Regions from separate parts of the Mus musculus genome. Here region 2 is linked to region 1. A link is a loop called in an ENCODE intact Hi-C map of the cell type or tissue named here. Cell type or tissue: heart. All regions are shown on one strand. Each heading gives the region's core, and the rest is flanking DNA. Links, peaks and the distances in the headings are about the cores only.

What was found. A loop is a pair of places that touch in the nucleus more often than their neighbours do. Peaks named below come from ENCODE experiments on the same cell type or tissue, not always from the same donor. Only the 100,000 strongest peaks of a DNase experiment are listed, where the experiment ranks them.
Region 2: it touches region 1 in a loop (9-fold over the local background); 8 of 42 quality-filtered maps call a loop at or near these places.

The regions. Positions count from the first base shown.
Region 1 is chr5:35,126,205-35,141,041 of GRCm38, forward strand. No RefSeq gene overlaps it. Among named protein-coding and RNA genes, the nearest start is that of Gm31601, 28 kb to the right of the region's middle. In heart, for the core only: a CTCF peak has its summit at 5,751 (motif pointing left); a DNase peak (open chromatin) is centred at 5,757; H3K27ac peaks cover 622 bases.
Region 2 is chr5:35,042,874-35,057,710 of GRCm38, forward strand. It overlaps Hgfac (hepatocyte growth factor activator), which reads left to right. Exons shown (of 14, transcript NM_019447.3): 4 at 1-61; 5 at 687-809; 6 at 951-1,082; 7 at 1,275-1,385; 8 at 1,484-1,658; 9 at 1,891-1,976; 10 at 2,378-2,633; 11 at 3,616-3,755; 12 at 4,011-4,151; 13 at 4,243-4,391; 14 at 5,284-5,588. The coding sequence ends at 5,466. It overlaps Dok7 (docking protein 7), which reads left to right and starts at 13,893. Exons shown (of 10, transcript NM_001348478.1): 1 at 13,893-14,115; 2 at 14,219-14,264. The coding sequence starts at 14,062. In heart, for the core only: CTCF peaks have their summits at 6,312 (motif pointing right) and 7,858 (motif pointing right); no DNase peak of the experiment used is centred there; H3K27me3 peaks cover 263 bases.

The sequences.
Region 1 (14,837 bases), core at 2,321-10,320:
AGGAAATCATGACAGAATCTTGAAGAGCACAGGAACCCTCCAGTGAGGGCCCAGAGGAGTCCATTTAGTGTCCTCCGCAGAGGCCAGACAGGTGTCAAGTGCTCCTGTGTGATGAGCTAACATAGACATAATGGCTCTTACAAGTGCTAGCTCCCAAATGTCTAACTTTAATCCCTTGTGGACCAGAGCCCTCTAGAACTGGCCCCATAGAAGCTATCAATGGAGGAAAAGAGGTGTTGACTGTGAACCTAACAAACATGTGTTCTTTGATGTATCTGGATCAAAATATCCACACACATACTAGTGCATTCTACATATATGCACATGCCATGTACTCTAGCACACACTCATAAATGAGCACACACAGGCACTTACTCTTGTATAAAATACACACACATACACACACACACACACACACGCAGACACACATTGTGTGTACACACTTGTAGCTGGAAGGGACATTTGAAACATTTGAATGCCTCTCTTATATGATGTTCTTGCTCCTGTGTTGCACTGACTTAACAGCTTCGTGTGTGGCTGCAAATCTGAATAGCCACCTTGCGATCCACAAGTCCAGGATCCTCCACAGAGACCAAAGTCCATAGACCTAAGCCCTCTCTAAAGATGGTGTCTGTGATGCCTATTTCTAGTTGTCAACTTGACCATATCTGGAATGAAGTACAATCCAGAAATGGATCAAGATCATGAGGCTGGAAGACACAGGCATTTGGTCCAGATCTTGAGGTGGGATGATACAAGCTTTTGATCCAGATCTTGAGGCAGAGTGGCCATGAAAAACTTACACCCAGGCAAGGTGGTATGTTCCTTGAGTACCAGGAGACAAAGGCAAGCAGATCTCTGAGTTGAAGGCCAGCCTAAGACAGAGCAAGCTTCAAGTAAAGAACAGTTTAGGTCCAGGCATGGTGGTACACACCTTTAATCTGGGCTACACCTTCTGCTAGAGGCCTACACAGGGATATTGAAAGAAGAAGTCTTCTTTGCCTGCTTGCACTTACCAACACATCTGTTGGAACCTACTTCTTCAGAATTCCAGCTTATACAGAAGGCTAATTGAAGCACCCAACCTCATGGGACTAAGCAACTACTAGATTCTTGGACTTCCATTCATAGCTGCCCATTGTTGTGTTAGTTGGCCTGCAGACTGTAAGTCACTCCAATAATTTCCCTTAATATATAGAGACATTCCCAAAGTTTTGTGACTCTAGAGAACTCTGACTAATACAGCGTCATGTTTGCATAAACTTGCATCCAGCTCCCATAGACTCTAAGCCATCTCAACGGGGGACCTGATGTGACACTGGCACTGAGTAAACAGTGATGCTACTATTTAGTGACAAGTGGGGACATCATGTTTGACATGAGAGTACATCTTATTTCTATAAAGTTTTTATGTTGGGGTACACTGCGTGGAATTGTGTCTTTGTCCTTCCTTACCTACCTGAGGCATTCTCTGATGGCTTTAATAAAAATCTAATGGCTAATTAGCTAGGCAGGAAGTTGAAGGTGGAACTTCCTGGGAGGGAGAAAGGAACTCTGGGAGGAGGAAGAGGAAGAAGAAGAAGGAGGAGGAGGAGGAGGAGAGGGAGAGGGAGAGGGAGAGGGAGAGGGAGAGGGAGAGGGAGAGGGAGAGGGAGAGGGAGAGGGAGAGGGAGAGGGAGAGGGAGAGGGAGAGGGAGAGGGAGAGGGAGAGGGAGAGGGAGAGGGAGAGGGAGAGGGAGAGGGAGAGGGAGAGGGAGGAAGGAAGAAAGAAGAAGGAAGAAGGAAGAAGGAAGAAGGAAGAAGGAAGAAGGAGAAGGAAGAAGGAGAAGGAGAAGAAGAAGAAGAAGAAGAAGAAGAAGAAGAAGAAGAAGAAGAAGAAGAAGAAGAAGAAAGAAGAAGAAAGAAGAAAAGAAAAAGGAAGGCACGTCTTTTTGTCAGGAGACATGGGAGGAGACATGTGATCACAGCTAGCCATTAGCTGGAAGGGATAGGTGGTCAGGTAAATTTAGATGAGCTAGTTAAGAATCTGTCCAGCTTTGAAATATATTAATATTTGATATAATATTAAATTTGAAATATTAAAAGGTCTGTGCGTGGTTATATGGGAAAAAGCTGGTTAAGGAATATTGCCACTGTATTAATATCAAGCATTAATTAATATATGCAGAATATTACTAATGTTTAATTTACATTTTAATCTTAGCTGACTGAATCCACAGATCCAGAACCTGTGTCGGGGAATATGGTGGTTTGAATAGATATGGCCCCCAAGGACTTGTGTTTTAATGCTTGGCCCATAGGGAGTGGCATTATTAGGAGCTGTGGCCTTGTTGGAGAAAGTATGTCACTGTAGGGGCTTGCTTTGAGGTCTCCTATGCTTAAGCTCTGCCCAGTGTGGCACACAGTCGGCTTCTGCTGCCTGTAGATCAAGATACACTCTTAGCTCCATCAGCACTGTGTCAGCCTGCACACTGCCATGCTTCCAGTCATGATAATGGAAAGCCAACTAAGACATGGAGAGCCACTTGTATTAGGTGTATACTAAAGCGGGTGGAAAGATGCTCACAGCGCCATTCTCTCTCTGCTACATATGGGTCAATACTTAGACTTTTGAAGCTCTAGAGGCCTTCAGCTCTGGTGCTGACCCTGGGGGCTATTCCTCCAGCTTGAACCTGCTGTGGATTTGTGCTGTACTCTGGAGCCTCTCCCTGCTTTCTGGGATTTGCCCTCTCTGTCCTGACCGGGACCTGAGGGAATAGCTGACACCCTAAGCCTGGGAGGCCTAGGGACAGAATCCCTGCCATGAGGACTCAGGGAGGCTTGGGGCATGCAGAGAAGCACGACATGTTTTCTATGGGGTGGTAGTGCTGTAGTGGGGAAGCTCCCTCATGTCAAGTGTCCCTAATCCTCTCACTCCACCCGATAAAGGTCTAGGACGAAGCAGTCTGGGTTGGTAACTGAGTGATGGTGTGTGTGTGATCCTTACCCTAGTAAGACAGGCAGCAGCCCAGCTTTGCCTGTGGAAAGACCCCGAGCCCACGTGCGTTTCTCTTGGCTGCGGTTGCATCCCGCCTCTTCTGAATGTGCAGCGTGCCAACATGGCTGAGTGGGGCGCCCTTCCCTCCCCACCTGCTGTTCCCGCTGCCTTCCTCTTCAGTGCTTCCACCGAAAGAGCTGGGGAAATGAAAAATCACTATACCATCTGTCCTCAGTTGGGAAGACATGGCGAACGTCAAGTGGCAGCATGTTTATGTCATAGCGTGGGACTCTACTGCCGAGTAACCTGGCAACTGCGCTCTCTCAGCGCTCAGCGAGGGGATGTGTGTGGCAGCAGAGGGTGGGGTGGCCATTTTGTCCTGGAGGGGAAGCCAGAAAGAGGAAAGATGAGGAAGAGAGGTAAAAATAGAAGATGAGGAGAGAAGGTATGGAGGGGAGAAAGAAGGGGAGGTGTGGAGGCAAGACAAAGAAGGGAAGGATCGAGGCAAGGCATAGAGTGGCTTCTCTGTCCTACAGTCATGGGAGGGAGCTGTGGAGGGAAACGTTTGGGAGGGAGACAAAGAGGAGAACTGGGGCTCAGAGGTGCCATGTCTGTCCCTCCTAGTGGTTCACGTTGTCACTCAGCCCAGCCCGCTGTGGGCAGCTCGGGAGGGAGAAGCAGAGTCTGTGCTAGTTGGCTTTAACTTGGTCAGATGCTCCAGAGGCTTCGTAGCCTAGAACGTTGGCTGCTCTTGATGGTGTAGATCAAGTGGGGCAGCTTGTCTGACTCACTGATTGTCATAGTCAGCTGGTGGCTCAGCTAGAGGTAGTTGCTCTCCATAACTCCTTGTCTCTGGGCCCTGCGTCAGCTGGCAAGAAGAGGGCCACTAGGCTGGAGGGCTACAGGGACCAGCCTTAGTACCTCCACACAGAGGGAGCCATCCCAGGCTTGGCAGGAGCAAAGGAGAGCCAGCCCTGGGCATTGGTGCTTCCCACGCCTTCTGGTACTGCAGCTGCCATTATCCTTAGCTGAAGCGATCACAAGCCGAGCCTCCATCCAGGGTGGAAGAGAAGACTCGGCTTCTTCACTCTCCTTGGTGGTGGGGTTGGGACCCAGACTTCACACATGCTACACCCAGGCTTTTCTGAAACAAGCCCTCAACAAGGACCTCAGGCCTGGAGCACGTGATCCTCCTGCCTCACACTCCCGGCATGACCAGTGTGCATCACACTCAGCCAAGGTGCAGCTGTCACTGAGTGAGGGGGCTTTCTGGCCTCTTTGCTACTCTATCTGCACGCCAGGTTGGTCCCAGGCTCCAGGCTGAGCAGTGCTCTAATTGGATTCTAACTCTCTCCCAGAGGCCGTGTGTCAAAGTCGTAGCCCCCAGAGTAGTGCTGTGAGGGGGATCTGCAGGAAGTTAGTTCACTGGGTGTCCCATGGAGAGGGTACTGGGACCCAGACCCCTTTCCTGGTTTTGACGGGTTATCTTGGAGCAGCCTCTGAGTCATTCTGTCCCCAGGGTCTACTAGACTGTGAGGGATCTGATCTAATCAGTGAAATAATTCCTTTATGGGTTTATGCTATGTGTTATTGGGAGGTGGTGGGAGGGAGGAGGTGGGACTTGCCTGGAGGACAGAAGACTGTGGTGGATATAATTTCTCCAGCCTTTGCACACTCCTGTGGCCATGACACTGCCACGCCACAGACTCAGAAACACGGAGCCGCGTAACTGTGACTGTGGGTTGAACCCTCTGAAACCGTGAGCAGAGCAAATGTCCCTTCCTTAAGCTGTTCCTGTCAGTGCATGTGGAGGTCAGAGGACAGCCTATGCTTTCCACCTTGTTTGAGACGGGGTCTCTGAGCTCAGGACCTCTCCTGTTTGCCTCTCAACTCCTTGCAGGAATTCTGGGATTCCTTGTATACACACTTGTGCTACTGGGCCCAGTTTTATGTAGATTCTGGGTATTCAAACTCAGGGCCTCATGGTTGTGTGGCAAGTGTGTTACTCACTGTACCACCTTCTTTATAAAGATAGGAAGCTGACCAACACAGGGCCCATTTTGGAGGGAAGATAGTCTATCCCTAGGGACTCACCTTGTGGACCTCCACCTGCAGAAAGCATATGTGGCTAAGGGCCACAAAAGCTAATCATGGCAGGGCCATCAAAGTGGCCTTTCCCTGGGGTGCTCAGGCTCCATCTGCTGGTGACTTGACTCCAGATACCCAGCAGCCTTGCTGAGCCTTCCTTGGACCTAAGACGTTCCCCACCCTAGAAGGCAGAGGTGACAGGCACTGTCAGAGCTTGCTGGATAGGCTGCCTGCACCTGAGAGCTGAGGACCCCAGATGCTGGGAGGAAGGCCTCTTAGAGAGCAGTGGTAGGGGATGCTGAGCAGGCATAGAGATGGCTCTGGCTAAGGATATCAAGAGGAGCTGGCACCACTGTTTCTGTGGGGACAATAAGCCTTGCTTTCTTACAGGACAAACCAAAGGCCTGACAAGGTGGTCCGAGACCCCCTCCAGGACTGAAGCCTGCCCCTGGTGAGAGGAAATGTGGTTGGATTCAGCCATGAGAGTTGCAGGGCTGGTCTGGGCAACGACCCCTTCCTTCTTTTTTCCTTGTTCATTCACTCACTACTTAGAGCCCTCCCTCAGCCCCATCACTTCCTCCCTCTTTTCCCTGCCTGGCTTCAGCCTCTGCTGGCCTAGGCAAGCTTGGCTAGACACAATCCTGGCAGCGGCGGGTGGGTTCCGACTTCTGTCTCAGTGCTGCCCTCTTCTGGCAGAGGCCTGTGGTGTCCCGTTTGAGACCGGCTCTCTTTTTCCTCAGCAGGCCCATCTGAAGGCTATCTGCTTGGCAGACAGTGAGGTAGGCCTTTCAGGGTTACAGTCTCTTATCTGGATGCTGAAAGCAGGGTCCAGGAGGGAGGCTCAGATCTGACTCACTCTCATTTCCATGACAGATGCCTGATTTAGACCGGGATAGCTGAGAAGGTGTCAAAGTGAGCAATTGGGCTAGCTGGGATCATGTCCCTGCTTTCTGATCCTTTAAACAAAACCACAGCATGGTCATTTTCTGGAGAAATCTCTGGGTGAGACTGAGGGGGTTGGGAGCATATGTCCCATTGGGCAGCCTCCCTAGTGTCACCATAGATTCTCCTGTGCCCCTGTCACCTTTGGACACCTTCAGATTTCTGTTTGACCTCAGTCCGGGAGACAGCTGTGACTGCACTTCCTTCTGGTGGCTTCATTCTGGCCATGCAGATGGCACTGTTGCCTTCCATGTTGTCCCCACTGCAGTGAGCCTGCACCAGGTGCCACTGTTTGGCCTGGTCACAATATATCACTGAGCAAAGTCATCGCAGGGTCCTGGAGGCAGGAACAGAAGCAGGAGCCATGGAGAGGTGTGGCTTACTGACTGGATACTTGTAGCTTGCCCAGCCTGCTTCTTTATAGCACCAAGGACCACTGTCCCAGGGTAGTACCACTCGTTATGATCTGGGCCCTCACATCAATCACCAATCAAGAAAATGTACCAACCATCTAGAGACTGCCGCACCCGGGGATCCATCCCATAAGCAGCCTCCAAACGCAGACACTATCGCATACGCCAGCAAGATTTTGCTGAAAGGACCCTGATATAGCTGTCTCTTGTGAGGCTATGCCGGGGCCTAGCAAACACAGAGTGGAGGCTTACAGTCAGCTATTGGATGGAACACAGGGCCCCCAATGGAGAAGCTAGAAAAAGTACCCAAGGAGCTAAAGGGATCTGCAACCCTATAGGTGGAACAACAATATGAACTAACCAGTACCCTGGAGCTCGTGTCTCTAGCTGCATATGTATCAGAAGATGGCCTAGTCGACCATCAGTGGAAAGAGAAGCCCATTGGTCGTGCAAACTTTATATGCCTCAGTACAGGGGAACGCCAGGGCCAAGAAATGGGAGTGAGTGGGTAGGGGGGTGGGAGGGGAGGGTATGGAGGACTTTCGGGATAGCATTTGAAATGTAAATGAAGAACATACCTAAAAAAAATTGGAAAAAAAAAAGAAATGTCATTAGCAATAACCTAAAATCGAGGACAGACAACATTCATTGTAACTCCTGAGAAAGGTGAATGAGTTCAGGAAAAATAGAAAATGTACCAAAGTCCTGACCACAGGGCAATCTGATCCGGGCATCTTCTCAGTTGAGGCTCCCTCTTCCCAAGTGACTCTAGCGCACAGGACAATTCACATTCAACTTGCCTCACATCCGAGAGGGACATCCTTCTGTCCCCTTACTAAGGTGTGCTCATGAGAATAGATGGTGAGAGAAGCTGGGTTAGAGGACATGGTTCTGAGGGGAGGCCCCTCCCCACACCAGCCCTTCCCTCACTGGCCTGGGAGTGGTAGATGTGAGCCCTTGTGGAGGAGACCTTATTTGCTGTGTGTTGGGATGGAACAGGCATCAGATCTCAACATGGGGCTGGATAGGCTCCAGCTTCCTGACTCCAAACCTTCCGTCAGGAAAAACAGATGAGTGCGGACACCTGTGGCCTATGAGGACCCTTAGGGCAGATGAAGAAGCTGGCAAGGAGCCTCAGGCTGTCTCTCGCTCACTGCTAGGCAGCTACTGTTAGCACACCCTGGGCTGCCATGTGAGCCCGACCATTAGACCCTAGGCAGGCACCTCTCATGCCATCCTTGACTTTGCAAACACTGCTCCCTCTTCCTACGATGCCCATCCTGCTGGCTCATCTCTTGAGTGGCTCCCCACGTTCTCAAGAATTACCTAACATGCCATCTCCTGCTGTATGACCTCCCCAAATACCCCAGCTAATGCCATCTCCTCCCTTGACAAGATGGTGGATGGCCAATTCTCTACTTCCAATTAGAAAATCAAAGCTTTCTAGAGAACTGTGAGAAAGTTAGGTTCACAGACACAGACGTATTGCAGAGCTGTGTTCTGGCCCTTGATTGGTGGTCACGTGGCCTTTTATATGTCCAGGATGGAATGGCCATCAATAGTCTAGCAGAGCAGTGGCCTGGCCCCACAGGACAGCCTGTTCTCTGGCCTGGCTATTATTCTTATGTAGCTCCCTTTTTCTCTGTCCCCTGGGTCCACAAGTCCCCTGAGGCAGGACCCAGTCCCTGCTAGGCTGACTTCAGGAACCTACATCAGTCTATTTGTGGCAAAAGGTTAGCTGGCTCTTGGGAAATGTTAGGGAGAAATCAGAGCTGGCTTGAGACAAGGCCCAGTGACGTGCTGGCATTTTACAAGTCTCCTTCCTTAATCAGTCAGGGACAAAAACAGGAGATGAAGGGTTCCCATGGCAACCAGCAGTAGGACCCAGGCTTTCTCAGTCTGAGCCTGTCCCAAGAGGACAGTGCTGGCCAGAGGCTGGTGACCTTGGCATCAAGTGGTAGGAGCCAAGTGTCTCAGAGTGTGACTCCAGACACCTAAGCTCAGGCTGGAGAACGGAAACTGGCCCAGTTCACTGGACTGAATGAGCAGGCGCCCTGGGGCAGCAAATGGAGAAACTGAGTCTAGAGGGAGAAAAGTCAGAAAGCAAACTTTGTGGTACCCAGGGCTCCTGAGAGAGTCCTTTGAGGAGGCTAGTTTCCTAAACTATAAACTTTTATTATTATTTTTGCCCATCACCCAGCCACCAAGCTGTCCATCCATCTATCTACTTCTCTACCCAATCACCTGCCACCCACTCATTCATCACTCATCTATCCACCAATCTACCAAACTACCTTCCTACCAGTGCACCTCCCACCCATCTACCTATCCATTCATTTCTCCTCCCACTCATCAACCTCGTTATCCAGCCATTTTTTGAACAATCAATTGATCAATCAATCCATCCCCCTCCTGCAAAACCAATACACCTGTCTATCCATCCATCCATCCATCCATCCATCCATCCATCCATCCATCTACCTCTCTGTATACCATTTGCCTCTCTACTTTCCACCTACCCCTCCCCTCATTCACCTGAGCACCACACATCAGCAGTATAGCCTTAGATGATTTTATCCACAGATTCCAACTCAGCTGGAGATGTGCAGTGTCTGGGCTTGCCAAGAAGATCATTACAGTTGTGGAGAACTTTGCTTAATTATGAAGGCCAGTTGGACATCTGGGAAAAGCTTGCAGTGGGTGTGAAAGGAGCAGGACCGTGTTCCACATGGGGTGGGCGGAAGGCACCAGACCCAGTTCTATGGTCTGAAGCCCCTGTAATGCAACCTAAGATGGGCCATGCCAACATATGTGTGGCGGGTAGGAATGCTACCAGCCCCCAGCTGGTGACACCAGAATTTTGCAACTGTAGAGAACCTGCAAGATGCTTCTTCCACTCTTAGTTGTTTTCGGTGAATAGGTGTGACTCCACCTACATTTGGAACAAAATCTGAAAGGTTGCACTTCTCAGGCTTGAGAGGTCGCTCAGTTGGTAAAGAGGACTGGAGTTTAGTTTCCAACACTCATGTTAGATGTCACTCTGTACCTCTAGCTTCAGGGGGATCTGTTGCCTCCAGCCTCTGTAGGCACCCGCACTTATGTGTGCAAACACACACGCACACACATACATAACCAAAAGAACACTAAAATTAATCTTGAAAAATGAAAAGGTTTCACTTCCATGGCGTTGATTGCTTAGCGTGAACCTGGGCGTTGTGGTTATCGTAAACTACTACGATGCTTACAACTCCTTTATAAAGTTCTTTCCTTTGCCGGGGTCAAGTGCACATTGTCACACATGCTCAGCCTGTGCTCTGCCTCTGAGCACAGAGACAGAGCTGTTAAAGCAGTGCCCCAGGCTTTAACAGTTTGGACCGTCTGTGGCTGACTTGCACATTCTCAAGGACTACTGAGCTTCAGTGCCTGCTTCTGCTTACTTTCCACTTGAATTTTTTTTTGCTATGACTCTCGTGTCCCTGTATTGTGCCCATTAAACCCTTTGCGTTCCTTTCCAGGGAGTGGCAAGGAGTAGTGCTTGTGCCTTAGCACTTCCTGACCAGACTAGGGGTGACATGAGGGGACCGTGGGCTCTGAGCTGAGAACCTTTGTGGTGCATGAATGCTGGCAGGCTGAACCATGTCAAAAGGGCCCAGAAATGACTCGAGTGAAGTATATTGTCTTCCCAGTGCAGGTGAGAGTCCCTGGTGTACACACGCTCCAGGTGTGGTCATATTACCAACTGCCACTCCCTGGAACATCTGACCTCTCAGGTGTTATTCCTGGTGCACTTGAATCAGGAATTTGAATCGTGAATGTGTGACCCCTTTTCTTACCTTTGACTTTGGTGACTGTTGTTTTAGGAGTTAGGCTTGTCTAGGGTCAGTAACGAGTGATTTAATGCAGGTGTCATGGTTTCCAAATTCACTTGCTTTGAAGCTTTAGTCACAGCTAAGAAAACTGTCTCAAACATACCACCTGGGAGGAGTCTACCTACCAGTGTGCATGTCCCTGACAGCTGCAGGGGACCACACCCACTCTTCTTAAAAACAAACAGCTCTATTTTACTTATTTTTATTAGTGTGTGTACTGTGTATGTGTGCACATGCATGTGTATATATGTTTGGGAGCACCTGTGTGTGATGTGTGTGGTGGGGGCATGGCATGACACATGTGTGGAGGTTAAAGGACAAATTTGTGGAGTTGGGTTGCCTTACCATCTGCTTTGTTTGTTTAGTTGTTTGTTTGTTTTGAGACAGGGTCTCTCACTGTGTATACCAGACTGGCCTGGGAACGCACAGTACAGTGGTCATCCCACCTCTGCCTTCTGAGCGCTGGGATTAAAGGCCTGTGCCATCCTACCTGGCTTGCCTTCCACTTTTGCACGGGTTCTGGGGGTGGAATTCAGATAGGCTAGCCCTGCAAGCACCTTTACCCATTGAAGCCACCTTACGATAACTTTAAAAATTATCTATTAGTGCACTCGAATGTGTGTGTGTGTGTGTGTGTGTGTGTGTGTGTGTGTGTATGTCTATGCTCGCATCTCTCTGTGTGTGTACATTGCTGGAGCTTTGCCACATCTGTACAGAGACATGTGCATATATACACATATATGCATACTTATGACTACACTTGCACATACACATGCCTCTATCTATTTCTTTACACATGCTCATGACACTAACAAAAATGCACATACACGTGCCTATGTCTCCTTGTATACACATACTCCTGATACTTACCTACCTATGTGTTAATACACACAAGTGCAGACACATCCATATACACAGCATAATCACACTTAATCAGCATGTTTACAGATGTACACATACATGCAACACATAGTGTGTATAAACACATGTACAGATCCATACCCATGTGCACATGGATGCACATGCCCTTACACGTGCATTGTTGTTGTCGTAGAGTATTCCATACACCCCTCCCCACCGCAGCAACGTGGAAGCATTCTTGGGGTTGGATGTCTTTGCCAGCACTTGATATTATCCTAGTTTGGGGGTTCTGCCAGCCAGTGGGCGTAAAGAGGCGTCTTGTTGTGGCTTTAATTTGCATTTCCCCAGTTCTGCATGTGGCCAGGCATCTGGGCTTCCTCCCTCGCCAGGAGTCCATCTGCTCGCGTGCCGTCAGTGCTTGCTGGTGGATGCTGGCGGTGGCAGTGGTGGTGGCGGTGGTGTGCCTGCCTGCAGCTGCCCTTTCAACTCTTCATTTGCAGGGTCCATGCTCCTGAATCTTAGGAAGTGATTTCAGAGTAGCAAGTTATTTTAGAGTAGCTGTGTGTGTGTGTGTGTGTGTGTGTGTGTGTGTGTGTGTGTGTCACATGTAACACAGTCTCCTGCTCTGTGCCTGCCAGTGAGGGTTGGCAGGCACATCCTACAGACTCAGAGGGCCTCATGTCATCATTTTGTGACTCTGTCAACTTCTGCCACAGATTAATAAGCGACTTGATGCTGGTTTTAGGTGACACATGCTCAGAGCTCCCAAGGTGCCCTTGGGCTCCACTTTTTTGTGTGGGGTTCAGCTTTATCAGGCCCTTGTGTTCCCTGGCTGTTTGCCAGGACCTGCCGGGGTGACTGGGACTTCATTCATGCTCAGACTGAAGTGACTGGGCTGGCTCAGAATACACAGTGTCCTTGAGTCTCTGGTCAGAGGCACGGAATGTTCCAGGTGGGGTGGAGTCAGCCTCTCCTAAGCCACACAGATCTCTTCATGGAAGTCAGAGCAGATGGAAGAGGAGCGGATGCTAGGTTCCATCAATAAGTACCCATCACGGGCTCGCAGCCTGCCGGGCAGGCGCTGTGGCGGCATGACTGGCTGCTCAGCAGTCCTCTTGCTTGCTTTTGGGCGTATGCCTATGTGCCAGATGGCTGAGCCTCCTGGAAATTTGTTCTATGGAAAATCGGGATTTTTCTTAATTATGAAAATTGTCATGCTGGTGGAACACGGTGGAGAAACATAGCAGCACCAATCTTCTCCTCGCCCCAGGTTCCGCTAGTGATAGGAAGCAGCCTTGCCCTCCCTGGAGTCTTGCAGAGCACGCCACCGTACATTTCAGGCACCGTAGCACTTGGTAACATAAGCCTTCAGTTCTCCTCTGTTAAAAGCAAGATCGTGCCCCACAGAACCCAGACCCATTTCCATACCCAAGCAGGCTAACAGGGAATTCTTTGAGCTCATATGATAGCCTTCCAGATTACGAGTGCCTGAAATTCATGCCCCCATGTGGTCAAGAGTTACACACTAGCCACTGGTGTACCTTTTTAGTGTCTTTTAGCTAAGAATAGCCCCATTTCTTCCAGACTGAAAGCTCCAGATTAAAATCTGTCCCTTTTCCTCTGTGATGCTTACTTACAATGTCTTTATTAGTATATATTGATTATTCACAACAATGGCCTTCATTATGATATTATCACGCATCTATGGATACATTTTGATGCCCGCCCCTCTTATCCCTTTTCCCAAGTAGACTGCCTTCTACTTTCATGTCAGTTCCCACCCCCACCCCAGTGAGTTTAATCAGTTACTTTTCAGGAACATGGCACTTTGCCAGTAGCTACTCTTCTATATAAAATGTCTCTCTTTCTCCCAGCAACCAATATTGGCCAACAGACCCTCATGGAGAATCCTGGGATCAACAGGGCCCATCTTGCACAGGTTTCATGCAGACAATCAAAAGGGTATCATGTCTCTCCTTGGGTAGCAATGGGGCCTCCTTGCTGCTGTCCTTGTCCCCATGCATACAGTGTGACCTCTGCTGTAAACATAGAGCCTGAAATTGAAACAAACCATGGATTGGTTTTACGGCATGATTCTGTCTTCTCCAGTACTTTCAGTTCCTAGTGTTTCCACTCAGCATCTCCTCTGTCTGGAGGACAGAAGCGTTTCCCATGGAGTGGGTCTTCAGATGATGACCACCCCCAGCTTTTGTTGGTTTATCTTTTGTGTTTGCTTGCATAGTTGGTGACAAGAGATCTGTAAAGTCTTGTATTGGCTTCTCTGTCGATAGCCTGGTCTTTCCCACCGTCTGCCTCAAGGATTTTCTGCTTGTGGTTTTCAGTGGTTTGAAAACACGTGCAGGCAAGCCACCATTTTCTTGGTATTTTATCCTTGTTGGGGCTCTCTGGTTTCTTGGCTCTGTGATCTGGTGTCTGTCACCAGCTTGGCAAACGTTAGTCATGACTCTTTAGGATAGTTCTTCAGCTCCCTTCTCTATTTCTTCTCCTTCTGGGACACCACAGAGGCATGGTGGCACTAGTAAATAGAGACACAGCTGGAATCCATGTGCAGAAGCCCTGAAAGGAGAGGTGAATGGGCTGGGGATTCTGATATGTGCACAGAGACCCCCAAAGGAGGGAGGAGGTCTCTCCACGTGTTGTGGGAGCAGGGGACAGTCTGGAGGCTGCCCAGTGCTGAGAGACACTTGCACCCTGGCCAGTTAGCCCCTCGGACTCAGCAGAAAGGCCAGGCATGAGGAAAAGGTCACTGGGTCCCAGAGAGAGAAACAATATCAGCTCATCCATTAAGAAGCTGCAAAACAAGCCTCCAACAGGGCCATGCTGACAGGAGGGCAAACAGCCACCAGCAGGACTCGCTGCAGCTCCACACTTGCTGCTGGCCTGAGCATCTGCATCCTACCCCAGGACCCACTTGGAGGTGGGAGAAGTGAGTTCTGAAGGTTCCCCTCACTTCTGCATGCTGCCCCCAGCAGGTGTCCCTCCATCTCATCTTCCTTCTGTCCACCTTCTTGTCAGCTCAAGGGCAGGCGTGGAGGATGGCACCTGCATTTCTCCTCTTGTCACAATCCCTCCTTTTCTTGGACATGTTCTTACCTGGCGGGCAGCTGAGCCTCAGCTGCATCTTATCACTCAGAGCAAACAACATAACCGACTCCATGGCTGACCTAATAACCTCTACATACATGATATTCTCTGCTTCATCAGCAAGTTTGGAGCTCCTCCGTGCTCACATGGTGAACCCTGCTCACCAAGGAGGTGTGATACCCAACACTGACAAAGAGGAAGATGGCCTCCATGGAGTTCTCCCGACAGACACTCTGCAGGGATACTAATATTGCCACCGCAGCAAGGAGTCATGCCATTCCACTCCGCATGGGAGGACATGTGGGGACTGATTCTCTGATGCTCCAGCTTCCTAAGGTTTAACTTCTGTTACACATCTCAGCACTCAATGACTTTTCCCAGAGCCCCTTGGTTCCACCTTGTCACTGTTTGTGTGCCAAGGGCTGCATGACTGGGTAGGTGTGGATGCCATCTCTTCATCCCAGATAGAGAATCAATAACAGAACAAAGAAGCCATCCAGCTCTGGTCTAGCTTAACAAACAAACCAATGAATTTAATTGGAATTAGTTATAGGAACTTGGGTGGGGATTTACTTTTGGGAC
Region 2 (14,837 bases), core at 3,106-11,105, 83 kb before region 1:
TATGACCGAGACCGGGCCTGGGGCTACTGTGCAGAGGTGACCCTGCCTGTGGAAGGTCCAGGTAGATATGTGAAAGGGCCAGCCTGAGCCCCCAGGAAAGGCTTTGACAGGGTGCTTGGGTTAGGAGTATAGGGGTCAGTGTGCAGGGTGAGGATACTAGTGACCTGGGCAAGGATTCTGCATGGAGTTTGGGGGGGGGGTGTCTCTGAGTTTGATCTTCTTGAGTTCAGAGATATCTAGGGGCAAAATTGCTGCCAGCCCAGAGGGCAGCAGAGGGTGCTTCTCCCAGACAGGACCTAGCCTTCCTAGACCCTGGATGGCTTTGCTGATCATTGGTGATACCAGGGCTCCCTCTTGTGGTGAGATCTATCCATGTAGCCATACATAGTCCCTTGAACAGGCCCTGAGTCCAAAAGAGCAAGCCATGAAACCTGTGGGTGTGCCATGAGAGGGATCCCCGTTGCCTGGCAGAGCATGTATAGAGAGATGTGTAGAGCAGAGTGCAGAACCATGGGATACCTTCTCCAGTCCTGGTGAGGGGGGGTCACTGGGAGGTGGGAACTTGCTCACTCAACAACCCAGAGAAGATAGATAGCGTTCACAGAGAGCCTTGGCAGGCAAGAGGGTATGGAGGGGCTCCAAAGACTCTTGTCATAGCCATCATATCCCCTCCTGTGTGTACCCAGCTATCCTTGACCCTTGTGCCTCTGGGCCCTGCCTCAATGGGGGCACATGTTCCAGTACACATGACCATGGGTCCTACCACTGCTCTTGCCCGCTGGCCTTCACAGGCAAGGACTGTGGCACAGGTGAGAGGACCTCGGGGACCCAGGAGTGGGGCCATTCTAGGAGGCTGGGAGAGCAGCTGCTGAGTCCAGCCTGGGGTGGGTAGTGCCTACCTGGGGGAGGGGACCTGCACGGGCACTGTGGGAACACTGTGTGACTCACAGAGAAATGCTTTGATGAAACACGCTATGAGTATTTTGAGGTGGGCGACCACTGGGCCCGTGTGAGCGAGGGACATGTGGAGCAATGTGGCTGTATGGAGGGCCAGGCCCGGTGTGAAGACACCCACCACACAGGTATGTCATGGCCAACTTCAGGGAGGTCAGGTTCCATGGTGCATGGGGGTAGTGAGCCAAGTCCTTTAGGCAGATGCTCCATCCTCACGTAAAGATAAGGTTACCCAACAACAGTGGCACGGGAAAAGATCTCAGCTCTGTCCCCTCCGTGAGTTCCTGGAGACCAGGTTTGGCTTCCGGACTCTCCCCTAGCTTGTCTGAGCAGCCCATGTCTGAACGGAGGCACCTGCCACCTGATTGTGGGCACAGGGACCAGCGTCTGCACCTGCCCGTTGGGCTATGCTGGGCGGTTCTGTAACATTGGTGAGTCACTTTCTTTCCAGTTTTATGGGACAGCCCTGGGAAATGGTCTCAGGGGTCCTTGCTGTGGCCTGGCCTCATGGCAACCACTGTGCCTGCAGTTCCCACAGAGCACTGCTTCCTGGGAAATGGTACAGAGTACCGAGGCGTGGCCAGCACCGCTGCCTCGGGCCTGAGCTGCCTGGCCTGGAATTCTGACCTGCTCTACCAGGAGCTGCACGTGGACTCAGTGGCTGCTGCTGTCCTGCTTGGCCTGGGCCCTCACGCTTACTGCCGGTCAGCACCTAATGGCTGCTATACATACTCTTTCTGCATAAGCAAAGGATTGGACAGAGGGTCTTCCCAGACTCTGCAGGGGACAACAGTGCCTAGATGGCTGTTAGCCTCTGCCTCTTGGGATGGTGGGTTCATGTGTGCCCACCGTGGTCTGCAGAGAGAGCACATAGCTCTGGGTGTTAGGATGGTCCTCTAGGGAGAGTGATGGTGTGACTCCCTTGTCTGCTTCCAGGAACCCAGACAAGGATGAGAGGCCTTGGTGCTATGTGGTGAAGGACAACGCACTGTCGTGGGAGTATTGCCGCCTGACAGCCTGTGGTGCGGGCACCCTGATAGGTTGGGGGCAGAGGGGTGGTGCTCCCTGAGGACTCTCAGACAGGTCAGTGGAGGGGACTCAGTGGTGCCCTGCTAGGGTGGTCAGCTCTGAGGGCTGGACCCCAAGGCTCTCATGCTGGGAATATCCAGCCATTTGGGATGTGAAGTGGGTCTCATTGAGAGACAGGGCTTACTCTGTAGCAGGTGATCTGGCCTTGCCAAGGCCTGCAGTCTGCATTATACCTGTCCTCATCTGTAGAGTAGGGAACAAAGGCTCCCAGGTCCTCAGGCTGCTCAGAGCCTCAGGCCTGAGGAAGTAGGCTATGGGTCCAGGTAGGACCCCTCTGGCTCTTCCCTGTCTCCAGGGGAATCCAGGGGTATGAACCGATGACCTCCACTCCCAGAATCCCTGGCCAGAGTCCACTCCCAAACCCCGGAGATCCTAGCAGCCCTGCCCGAGTCAGCCCCGGCTGTGCGTCCTACCTGTGGCAAGAGGCACAAGAAGAGGACGTTCTTGAGACCACGCATCATCGGGGGCTCATCATCTTTGCCTGGCTCACACCCCTGGCTGGCTGCCATCTACATTGGGAATAGCTTCTGTGCCGGGAGCCTTGTCCATACCTGCTGGGTAGTGTCTGCAGCCCACTGCTTCGCCAACAGGTGAACACACCTCCTCAGGGGCCACCCACATGTCATATCCCTACCCTCATTCTATCCCATGGGCCCCTACCTGCGACTCACACTCCTCTCCGGCATCAGCATACTTCCATCCAGACGGAAGTATGTTGACCATTTTTTCTGTTCCCCTAACACACCTTTTGGTCCCACTGTGGCCTAACGTGTGTGCTGGGCACTGAGGTAGGCATGGAGCATCGGAGCAGGGCATTTTCTGCAGCTAGCCTTATATCCCTGTGCGGGGATGTGGGGGAACACTCTCCTGTCACCTGCAGAGACCCTGCCTCTCCCAGAGCTGAGCAGTGGGATGGAGTTAAGGTGCCCGAGTTGAAGACATGCCCCATGTACCACCCTGTGTCAGTGCCTAGGTGTTTAAGGGGCACTTACCTGGGCAAGGAGTCAGGAGGCTCAGTTACAACATGTAGTAGACCCTCTAGAGTCACTGCACAGCCAGGGAAACTGAGGCCCAGCTCACTGGATGGGCTCCTAGGAGTGAGGACCTGAGGTCCACTCTGTCTCCACCTAACACGGCTGTAGCCTGAGACACCGAGACTACCTGGACTGAATAGAAAAGCCCAGCAATTCCTCCTAGCTTCATGCCCTGGGGGTAAAGCATTTGCACCTGAGGATCCTCTAGGCCAGACCAAGCCAGGCCGAGGCACAGCATATAGGCAGATCAAATCTCCATCCATGGGACTTATTCTCAGAGCAGACCTTGTCTGAAGGCTCTACTGGTTTATCAATGAAACCCATGAAGCTCGGGCTCCTGGGCCAGGGTCGCTGTGGCTCTGCCTCCCTTGTCAGTCCTGATTCTACTGTCACATGGGTTGAAAATGTCTACAGACCTTTCCCAGGGCTGGGACCCTCTTGCTTGGCCATGACCAACAAAGTACAGGGGCCAAGGTTGGGGAGACCTGATAGTGCCGTGGAGAGGGCTGGGTTTCACTCCTGCCAGCTTCCTGTGCAGCCCCCCCAGGGACAGCATCACAGTGGTACTGGGTCAGCACTTCTTCAACCGCACCACGGATGTGACACAGACATTTGGCATTGAGAAGTATGTGCCCTACACCCTGTACTCGGTGTTCAACCCCAACAACCATGACCTTGGTGAGCTCAGGGCCTCTGCAAGGTGGGGGGTGAGGTTGTGTGCCCCAAGCTAGAGCCCAGTCAAGGGTAGGAGCTGGGCAGACACAAGGGGAAGAAGTAAGAGGAGTTAGAGAAATCTTGTTGCCCTTCCTCTGGTCTCTCAGACCACCAGCCACCTACCTCCCCTCTACCCATTTCATGGGACTGCCTGCTATGGATTTCTGTCTGGGGTGGGCTTCACTGCACAGGCTGACCCCTGTTCTCTCTCCCTCCCAGTCTTGATCCGGCTAAAGAAGAAGGGAGAGCGCTGTGCTGTCCGCTCCCAGTTTGTTCAACCCATCTGCCTGCCTGAGGCAGGCAGCTCCTTCCCTACTGGACACAAGTGTCAGATTGCAGGCTGGGGCCACATGGATGAAAGTGAGTGGAAGGCAGTCCCTGCCAGTGGGCGTCGAGGCGGGAGGAAGACAGGCAACAAACCTGCCTGCCCTGAAAGTGCAGTCCTCCACAGATGTGAGCAGCTACTCCAACTCCCTGCTGGAGGCACTGGTCCCTCTTGTTGCTGACCACAAGTGTAGCAGCCCAGAGGTATATGGTGCTGACATCAGCCCTAACATGCTCTGTGCCGGCTACTTCGACTGCAAGTCCGATGCCTGCCAGGTAGGCTGCTGCCAGGCCCCCACCAAGATGACACAGATGGGGTATTACTGGAATTTTCTGACTCCTAGGGAGTCTGGGGCTAACGGGGAACCTAAGGCAGAGGGTCCACGCACTGTGGAGCACTTGGCACTTCCTGGAAGGCATCCTTACAGTAGGAAGAGAGCTGTCTAAACAGATGGGAAAGTGAGTCCAGTTAAAGCCCCACTGTCCAGGCAACAGTTAGGGCCGTCCACATGACATCGGACCTCAAAAGCTACAATGCTCTGTCCAGATTTCTCTTGAATCCTCAGCAATCAATCAATCAATAGTGAATGTTTGTCAAGGGTTTCATAGGCCAGGCCATGGTCATGGTTACGTGTCAACCTGCTTCACCATGGAGGGGCTGTTTTATGCCCTTTAAACAGGCAAAGAAACCGAGTCTTAGAGAGGTTGGATCCCTTTTCTGAAGTGATACAGGGTCAAGTGGACGGAACTTGATGCTGGGACAATGAGGGCTTCCCAGGAAAGAGGACAGTAGCACTGGTTCTAGGAGATGTAAGAAAAGCATGCCAGGCACGAGGAGGCATTTCATACGGTGGCCTAGCACGCAGGGACTGCCCACTCATTCCTCACAGAGTAGGACCAGAGCTGTGGGTGGTAGAGGTGAGAAAGCTTTCCCAAACGTTTGGAAATAGGACACATTCCTGACTGATTGGGGTCAGGAAGAGAGGCCACACTTCTCAGAAAAACCTGTCATCTGCCCCTAGGCAGTCAGCCTTGAAAATCCTGTGAGCACCAGAGACTCTTGCTCACTTATTACTTCAGGATCTTTACAGGGTTGGAAGCCTAGGTGATCCTGAGTCAGGACTCTGGCTGCTGGTGCACAGACAGCTGAGCCTAGTCTCTGTTCCAGGGGGACTCAGGTGGGCCCTTGGTCTGTGAGAAGAATGGTGTGGCTTACCTGTATGGCATCATCAGCTGGGGTGATGGCTGTGGGCGCCTCAACAAGCCAGGAGTCTACACCCGTGTGGCCAATTATGTGGACTGGATCAACGACCGTATTCGACCGCCCAAGCGACCCGTGGCTACGTCCTGAACCCCGGTCCCCAAGGAAGGGATGCTCATAGTACCCCTTCTACTACCAACAATAAAACTGTCTCCAAGGACCTGGCTTCACAGAGGCACTGCCCTGAGCCAGGCAGCTCTTTGTGTCCAAGCTATGTATGACCTGGGCCTTCAGGATAGATGGTGTGGCTTCAGGAGTGGTGCCTGAAGCCAATGTAGCTCCTGGGTGTGGTTAGGAGCCTCCCAGTTCACAAAAGTGGCCCCACAGGGCCAGGTGGGATGTCAAAATCAGACTCCTCTAGGCTCAACCCAGATATGTGTCCAGGGTCCAGGCACTCCAGGCTACTGGGGTGAGACATTGAAGCCAAGTCCAGTTCCACAGGTCATGAACAAGGACCTGCATCAAACAGCTAAAGAAGATAGCTTCAAGATGGCAGCCTTCCAAAAGTTCCCATCAGCTATGACAGTTCTGAAGGAGACCTGAGGAGCAGGGCCCATATCTGGGGTGTAGTAACTTGAGTACTGCAGATCCTAAGCACTTAGGAGCCTGGCTTGCCTCTGTCCAGACAGGATATGAAGCTAGCTTATTCTGGAAAGGATAAAATGGTGTGGTGGGGGAGCCAGGGACAGACTCATTGAGCCTTCGGGCTGTAGGAGGAGCTGGCTATGTCCCAAGGGTCTCCAAAGTCTCTGGCATGAGAATTCATCTCCAGTTGAGGAAGTGCATAGAGGTGCTGTAAAGCAAGTTGGCAGCTAAGGGAGAGAGGTTAGGATAGGGCAGAGGCCAGCCATCCCTGTGGGTACCCAAAGCTAGCACACTCGGACTGGGAGACAGAGACCAAGGGAAGCCCACGGTTCCTGACCACGTGGCTTGAGTGGGACCAGCAGATGGCACCCTGTTCAGTGTCTTTTTCCCCACGTCTGTCCTCCTCGGTTGACCTGAGGTGCTCCTTGCTCTGCCCTCTGCAGCTTCATCCACTGTGTTCTGTTCCTCACACGGCAGCAGGATCTTGCCATGTCCCAACTAGAGTCTCTTTATCTCTGAGTGAGACCTTTGCCCCAGCCCACCCATAAGTCATAACGTGCTCAGCCCACTACCCATCCATGAACTCTGCTTCTACCACCTGAAGTACCAGGAGGTTCTCTGTGGATGACTCTCACCGCCTCATCCTACTCTTATGACATCCTGTGAGACTGAGGGTCCAGCTGAGTCTGCTCCCAGTGCATTCTTCCTGGTCAGAAGGAACCTGGCTCTGCCAGGTCCACAACTCTCAGTCCTGGAGAGTTTACAACTGCAGCCAGAAATCTGGGTGGTGTAGTCCAGACAAGACTGGTGTGTTCTACCCAGGCAGCAGGAATCAGGTGGCCAGCTGCTTGCTGACGTTGATCTACTGGTCCAGTTTGTTCCATGGAAGTGTGGGGATAGCAAGTCCCCAGTTGTATGAACCCCAAAATAGGAACCTTTAAGTCAACTAAGAGCCAGTGGAACTGGTAGGCTGATTTGAGTTTTTCTGGGTGACAATTAGAATGCCGTAACCCAGAGTGACTGGAGTCAGCACAGAAAAAGAAAGTTAGCGTACAGGTATGCACAGATGGGTGAGTCTGTTTGGACTCAGGGAGAAAATGAGGCCGTAAATCAAGGAGAGTGGCTCCAAGTATATGAACACACTCCCTTCCATAACCACCTGGGACTACTGAGCCATCCCTGATCCCCTCACACTTGACCACAAGTTGGTTGGTCCTACCAGGGTACCAGCCCACTGAGATGTGGCAGCCACACATGGCTTCTCTTGCTTTACTGCTTTGGATTTATTTGTGTCTATGTGTGTGTAACCCACCCATCACTTTTCCTGTGTCCTTTAAATGACTGTTCTATAGACTCAGATAATAAGCTCCAGAGGATTCCTTTTTTTCTTCAAAATTCTCCGAGATGCTAGACATGATTGGGACGCTCTGCTCTCAGGAAGCTGGTAGGATCTATCGATAATCTTACTTGGCCTGGACTTTTCTTTAGAGCAGTGTCTCCTGAATCATGGTTTTAAATAGTTCTAGTCGTGGATGTCATTTCTTCTGAAGCCCGTGTCCTCCAAAATTTAGACTTTAGATTGACTGTCTTATTTTCTTGTAGCCATGACAGTCAACTTAAAGTCAAGAGGGGAAGGTTTAGATGTGCCTGGTAGAATCAAGCCAAGGAGAGATGGAAGGATGGTTCATTCCTACACAGGCCTTCATGGCAGGAAGGTGTGGTAGTGGGAGCTGAGGCAGCTGGTTGCCCTGTGTCCACAATCAGGAAGCAGATAGTATGATGGTACTCAGCCCGTTTTCGTCTTTTAGGTACTTATTTTGTTATCTTTTTTTTAAAAATGTGTACGTCTTTTCTCACATATACGTGTTTGCACCATGTACATACCTGGTGCCTGCCCAGAGAGGCCAGTAGATGGCATTGGAGCCCCTGGAATTGAGTTAAGGATGGTTGCTGGCCACCATGTGGATGCTGGAGTTTAATCTGGATCTGCTGGGAGAGCAGCCTGCACTCTTAACTGCCGAGCCATCTTTCTCATCAGTCTAGAGCCTCAGCCCACAGACTGGTCTGCCCATGCTCTGGGTGGTTGAATTGGTCAGGGTTCTCTAGGGTAACAGAACTTACAGAATGAATCTCATCTATAGGAAGGGGATTTGTTAGAATGATTTAGAGGCTGTGGTCCAAATAATCCAACAATGGGCAGCTGTGAATGGAAAGTCCAAGAATCCAGTAGTTGCTCAGTCCACAAGGCTGGATGTCTCAGCCGGTCTTCAGTAGACACTGGAATCTGGAAGATGTGGGCTCTAATGCTAGTGAAGGAATGGACATGCCAGCAAGGTGAGGGCAAGCAGGCAAAGAGCAAGCTACCATCTTCCATGCCTAGGCATCCAGCAAAAGGTATGGCCCGGATTAAAGGTGGCTCTTCCTGCCTCAAGGTCCAGATCAAAGGTGTGTGTCTTCTCCCTACCTCAAGACCCAGACTAGAAGTGGATCCAAGCAGAAATCCCTCACAGATGTGCCCTCCATTTGTTGATTCCAGATGTGGTCAAGTTAACAACCAAGAATAGTCATCACAGTGGTCTTCCTTCCTAAGTTAAATTTCTCTGGAAATGGACTCACAGACACGGCCAGAAGTACAGCTTCTTGGTGATTCCAAATCCAGGTAACGGTGAGGATGAACCCTGCATCAACTAAGAGCTGAGGAGATCTCGCTTGTATTATCACAGAGTTGTACGTGGCTGTTTCAGTTCATTTTCTGTTACTATAACGGAGCATTGAGACAAGCTTCCCTCATTGCTTTCCATTGCTGTGATAAAACACTGGCCAAAGTCAACTTGGGAGAGAAAGAATTTACTTCATTTTCCAAGTTGCTGTCCATTATTAAGATAGCCCAGTGTAGGATGTCAGGGCAGGAGACTGTAGCGGAAACCATGGAGGGAGTCTGCTTTCTGGCTTGCCTCCCTTGCTTGCTCGGCTGAGCTTTCTCATGCAGCTCAGGCCCATCTTCCTAGGGTTGACACCGCCCACTGTGGGCTGGGCCCTCCTATATCAATTAGGAAATAGGAAAATGCCTCACAGACATGGCCACGAGCCAGTGGATCTGGGAAATTCTTCAGTTGCCGTTCCTTGAGGTTTCCTCTCCCCAAGCTGACTCTAGGTGTGTGTCAAGTTAACACTAGCTAATTAATTCTAAAGAACAAAGGCTGGAAGTTCGAGACTGGTGTGGGCATCTGCTGAGGCCTTGTGCAGAATTGTAACATGGAACCGGACAACACGTGGTGAGACAGAGCAAGCCACTGACTCAGGTCTCTTTCTCCTCTTCTTGTAGGCCACTAATACCATTAGAGGACCCTATTCTTGGGACCTCATTTAGCCCCAATTACCTTCTACCTCTAGATACCAGAAACATGAGAATTTGAGGATTAGGTTCTAATGCATGGGCTTTGAGGGATCCATTTGGCTATGGCAATGGGATTCTTTTACTGCTGAATTTCAGCTGTTACACTGAATCTGAAGTTATTCTCTGTCATCATTTGGAATCTATACCACTGGCTCCTGCTTTCCATTTCTACCATTGAGAAATCTGCTATAACCGTTATTATTTTGTAGAATATCAGCTAACCTAATAGTTTCTGTGCTGCCTGATCTTGGTACGAAGCTGAAGGCATGGTATGCAGGTGAGGTCATTCCATCCTGTTTCTGTGTGCTAGGTTCATGTTCCCCTAGGGTTCCCATGGTGATTCAGGGATTCAGGTTTCATCTCTCCAGGAATCCCAGAGATTCATAGGTCTTGATGCTCACCCACTCCCATGCTGGTTATTTCAGAAAGTCTTTTCTGGAACACAAGTGCACTTAGAGCTCAGAGACATGAAACAACGCCGTTTATCTAGTTCATGCTTTTTAGGGATGGGCTAGACTCTGCAGGGTGGTTTTTCTGTGTTGAACTGGACTCTCCATAGTGTAGGCTTTGGGGTTATCAGTGGGTTGTAGGCTTTTATACCTCAGGAATGGGTGGCTCTTGACTGGAGCTCGGGGAGGAAGGACCATATGAATCTCATCACCTAGCAAACTCACCTGGGCGTGTTCCCATGACAGAGGCAATGCTACAAAAAGAAAAGTGGGGGTGAGCTTTCCTTGGCCTTTTTCTTTAATCAAAGTAAGCCAGGTTTAGAAGGTGAAGACGTTCATCTCTTGGTGTGAGGGTATGCATGACCACATTTTAAGGGGGGCAGGTGTAGGGAAGGAATTTTTTGCAGGTATCTTAGGTCATTTTGTGTTGCTATAACTGAACACCTGAGACTGGATAATTTATGAAGAAGTTCATTTGGCTCGTAGCCCTGGGGATTGGAGTTTCAAGAGCGTGGCTCTGGCTTCTGCTGGGTGTCTGCTGAGGCCTTGTGCTGTAGTATAATGTGGTGTAGGATGTTACAGCTTGAGATAGAGCTCTTCCCCTTCTTGCAAAGCCATTAATTCCATCAAGGGGTCCCACTCCTGTGATGACACTAACCCCTACACCCAAGCCTCACCTCCAAATACTATTAACTTAGGAATTTGAATGTTACGTCTCCAAAGGGTGATCATAGGGGGCGCATTCAAACCCCAGCACAGCCACTTTCTTCCTCTGTTGCCTGTGGCATTGGTTGCTGTTTTTGTCACTCCAGGGCAGTCATTAGCCATCTGAACTAATTAGCCTATAGAGAGAGGTTCTCGGGTTCATGGCTTCAGGGCTTTTAACCGTGATTGTCCTCATTTGCCTCAAGCCTGCAGCAGACCTATGCAGCAGACCTTTGCAGCAGACCTATGCAGCAAAGCAATGCTCTCAGTTGAAGGCTAAGGCACAAAAGAGACAGAGGAAGAACCCGGTTTTCCCTGTCACACCCTGAAGACCCTTCTCAGGCCCCACCCTCTTAAAGGTCCCACTATTTCCAATAGCAATAGGAGCTGGGACCAAGCTTTGGCATGTGGGGTTTGGGAGCCACTCCAGGTCTAAAAGATAGCAGTTGCCTGGACAGAACAGCCCAGAAAAGACTAGGCAATGAAACAGGCAGCCCTTCTGTTACTGCCATGTTTGGTTTCTTTGCAGCACACGAAATAAACCTATTTCCTTAAAATAAAAATTATTATTTGGCAATTTAAGAGGCTGGAGGTTCATCCTCAAGGGGCCGTCAAATTCAGCCCCCAGGTCCTCCCCGTATGAAGACAGCTGCCTTTTTGATGGACCCTTCTATGCCTTTTTCTGTGTGCAGAAGAGAGAGCACTCTTCGGGATCTCTTTGTCATTTTATAAGGACACCTGTCCTAACAGATTAGGGCCCTTGTGTATGACCTCATTTACCGTAAATACTCTCTTAGAGGCTCCACGTCTTCATGGTCACATGGGGGTGAGAACATCAGCGAATGCCCGGGGAGCTGGGGGTGGGGGTATCTAGTCCATAATACCCTTCCTCTCATCATGTGACTAGTGACAAATGTTTGCATGATAGTTTAGTTTGTGTAATGGCTGGACTCAGAAGTGGTAGTCAGCTCTACCCACTCGGCACTTCCTGGAGTCCTCTGTACAGTTTCCCTCAGTGGAAGGGATAATGGGGTTGTGAGTCTTGGTGCCTGCCACAGCCCGCTGGAGTGTGTCTGTCCGGCATTCCCAGTTACCTAGAGATGCCAAGGCAGGCAGACAGGCCCCCTAGTTCCACTCTCCCCTGTGTATGTAAAGGGATCATTTGAGAGCCTCTTGCATATACAATCATCCCTGACAGAGGTGACAAAGCCAGGCAACAGCAGGAAATGGAGGCCACGTGATGGTGTGCATGCTCTTGTCTGGTAGGTGGCAAGTACAGCATCTCACAGAGGTCTGTGACTGCAGAGCCACCGATGGGACAACATCCTGAGATCATGGGTGCGGTGGCGGTGGTCTGACTGGCCACAGTGTGTAGCAACAGTACTGTGGTGGTGAGCTCAGACAGTGGTACAGCTGTGACCACAACTGGAAGCTCCCTGTGGTGTCCAGTGTCCAGTGGTGCCAGGCAGAGGGGTGTTGGGGCTAAGTGTCATCCTGCCTCACATGTGACTGGGCCTTCCTGCCATCTCACTCCTTCCAGCTGTCACCTTGATTCTTCAAGAGGCTTAACATCCTTCTGGTCAGCTGCTTTGGTGGTCAGAGAGAGTTTCATCATGTAGAGCCCCAGCAACTCTGGTTGTAACATCTGGGGAAACTGAGGCACAAAGAGGGCCAAGGTCATAAGAATTCTTTCTACAAGGCCAGACCGAGTCCTCCATTGGCCGATTTTTGGCAGACTTGGACCACAGGGCTGTCCTCTAGGTCATGTGGAGTGGGAGAATAAAAGCTGTCTATCCCCATGGCGCCCGCATTTCCGGGGCCAGTGCGGGAGCAGGTGCAGCTGCCAGGCGTGGCTAGAGTTTGGGCCAAGGCCAGCGCTTGGAATGCAGCAGGACGTGGCCCCTCCCTGAAGGGAAGAGCAAGTGCCAGCCGCCTGGGCTGGAGGATATGCTCATGGCCACAACCCCCAAATGACTCCACACCGGCTGTCCTGAGTCGGTTCCCCAGGGGCCTTCAGTGTGTGGGTAGTATGAATGGGGCTCTGTGGCCAGCAACAGTTTAGTGGAAGGCACTGGTGTGCCACATAGGTTATACAGGATAGAGGAACATATAGAGTGCCTTCCTAGACCTGGTGCCCTCTCCCCATCAAGATAACCAGGAAAACATTAAAAGCAGCCCTGTGACCCACTGAAGGTTTGCCCTCCAGATTCTCTAGAGGGGCTGTGGCAAGGACTCTCGGGTTGAGTACTGCTCTGGGGTCAGTACTTGTGGGTCCATCCTGGCCATGAGTCCTGACACCACTCTGACCCTCAGTTTCTCTATAAGGGGTAGACAGGAAGCAGTCTAAAGAGTCTGGGCAGGATATAGTGAAGACGCACGCACTGCGCGAACAGTTTGACACGTAGCCCTTTTCTACCCGGGTCAGAGCTCCTTGGGGTCGGGGATCAGGATGGGCAAATTCATCAAGCTTCATTGTGTGTCTGAGTTTATTTTGCTAGATGCAGTTAGTTGGCAATTGTGGGTGTTCTCTGTTCCCTGGGGTGCTAAGTCATGTATCTGGGGAGTCTATGACATAGGTCTAACAAATGCTTAAGTTCCACAGTAAGCTGGGGTGGTGGTATAAAACTTAGCACCGGCCTTAAGCAACCTTAACCTGGGCAACAGGCTGGGGTAGAGAAATTCAGAGGCTCTGAGGGCATTTGGCTGGACAGGGGGATACTAGGTGAGGCTGTTCCCAGGCAGCATGGATCCCTAGGCTCTTCATGCTGTAAGGCTGGTGCAAGCTGGCCTTCAGAAGTAGGAGAGACCAGCCAGGGAGACCTGGGGCAATGAGGTGACATAGTGGGCTCTGGTCCTGGCAGCCACTGAGGTCTGCTCTGCCAGATACTCAAGTTGAATGGGAGGGACAGTGACCTGAAGAGTACATATGCCCACTTTCTCATCTGCCTGGAGGGCGGCCACCTCTGGCGATGGGGAAGGCCTAGGGACTGGATAATGTATTGGACCTGGGCTGTTGGTCTGTTGTCAGGGGTGCCTCGTGGCCCCATGAGATGGAGGAAGGGCAGGTGCAAAGGATGAAGCCATTGAAGCCAAACCAAAACTGGGACTGGGCAGGCACAAGGCCACAAAGCCTTCTGTGGGGTTGTCTTGGGACAGTTTTCTTCCCTTTGGGAAACTGCCCCTGTCCCAGTTTCTCCTCCCAGGCTGAGTTTCGTTCTCCAGAGGCTGCTTCAGATGGTCTTAAGCAGTGGTCCTGAGACCTGGCAGGAGCAGCGTGGGCTGGCAGCCAGCAGAGTGCAGAGGCTGTCCAAGGCCACTGCCACCTACTGGCTTGCACTTTACTAGGGTCTTAAAGACTGAGGCCCGGGGTGCCCCGCCCAGTCTCCCCCACATCCAGGTCCCCGTGTCGCTGCGCCCCGCCCGCCGCGCCGGGCCCGCCCTCCTGGCGCAGCCCAAGGCCCTCCCGGAGCTATTTTGAAAGTGACCCTGGGCTCAGGCGCCCAGGACGCGTGGAGAGGGCGCAGCGGGCGGCGGGAACCATGACAGAAGATGACCGAGGCAGCGCTGGTGGAGGGCCAGGTCAAGCTGCGGGACGGCAAGAAGGTTGGGGCGCCGCGGGGGCGCGGGGCGGGGGCGCGCTTGGGTGGGGGCGGGGGCGCGGAGCGGGCGCGCGCGGGCGGCTTCTCACGCTGTCCTGTCTCCGCAGTGGAAGAGTAGGTGGCTGGTGCTGCGCAAGCCATCGCCGGTGGCAGGTGAGCGGCGGGGCCGCGGGCGGGACGGCGGGTGGCGGGTCTCAGCGAGCCATCCGGACCCTGCCGGCCCTACAACCGGTGGCTGAGGTGCCAGCTCTCCCGAAATAGCCGCGGGGGAGCCGCTGAAACCCAGCCCCACGGCGGTAACCGGAGAGTCGAAGCCGCTCGGGCGCCCGGACCCTGGGACCTGGCCACCCGCAACACAGACCTAACCGGTCCCCGAGTGTGGTGTTGTGGGGGTCCCAGTTCCTGTGTGGGCCAACACCTTTCCTGGACCAGCAGAAGCCCAGAGGGGCTGCAGCCTACCCATGGAGGAGCAGGCAGAATGTGCCTCGGTGATATAGGTGTCCTGGTGAAAATGTATCAGGAATTCCTAAGCCGCATCCCAAGCAGTGCCACCTCCTCCCAATCCCATACCCTCAGGTAGAGAAAAGATGGTCTGCCAGGTAGGAAGAGTCCTGTTTCTGTGTCCCAGGACCTTTACTTTGTTTGGGGGAGACACACTTCTGAGAAAAGAAAGTGGTACCAGGGTCTGCTCCCCTCAGTATGAGGAGAGCCAGGAAGGAGCCAGGG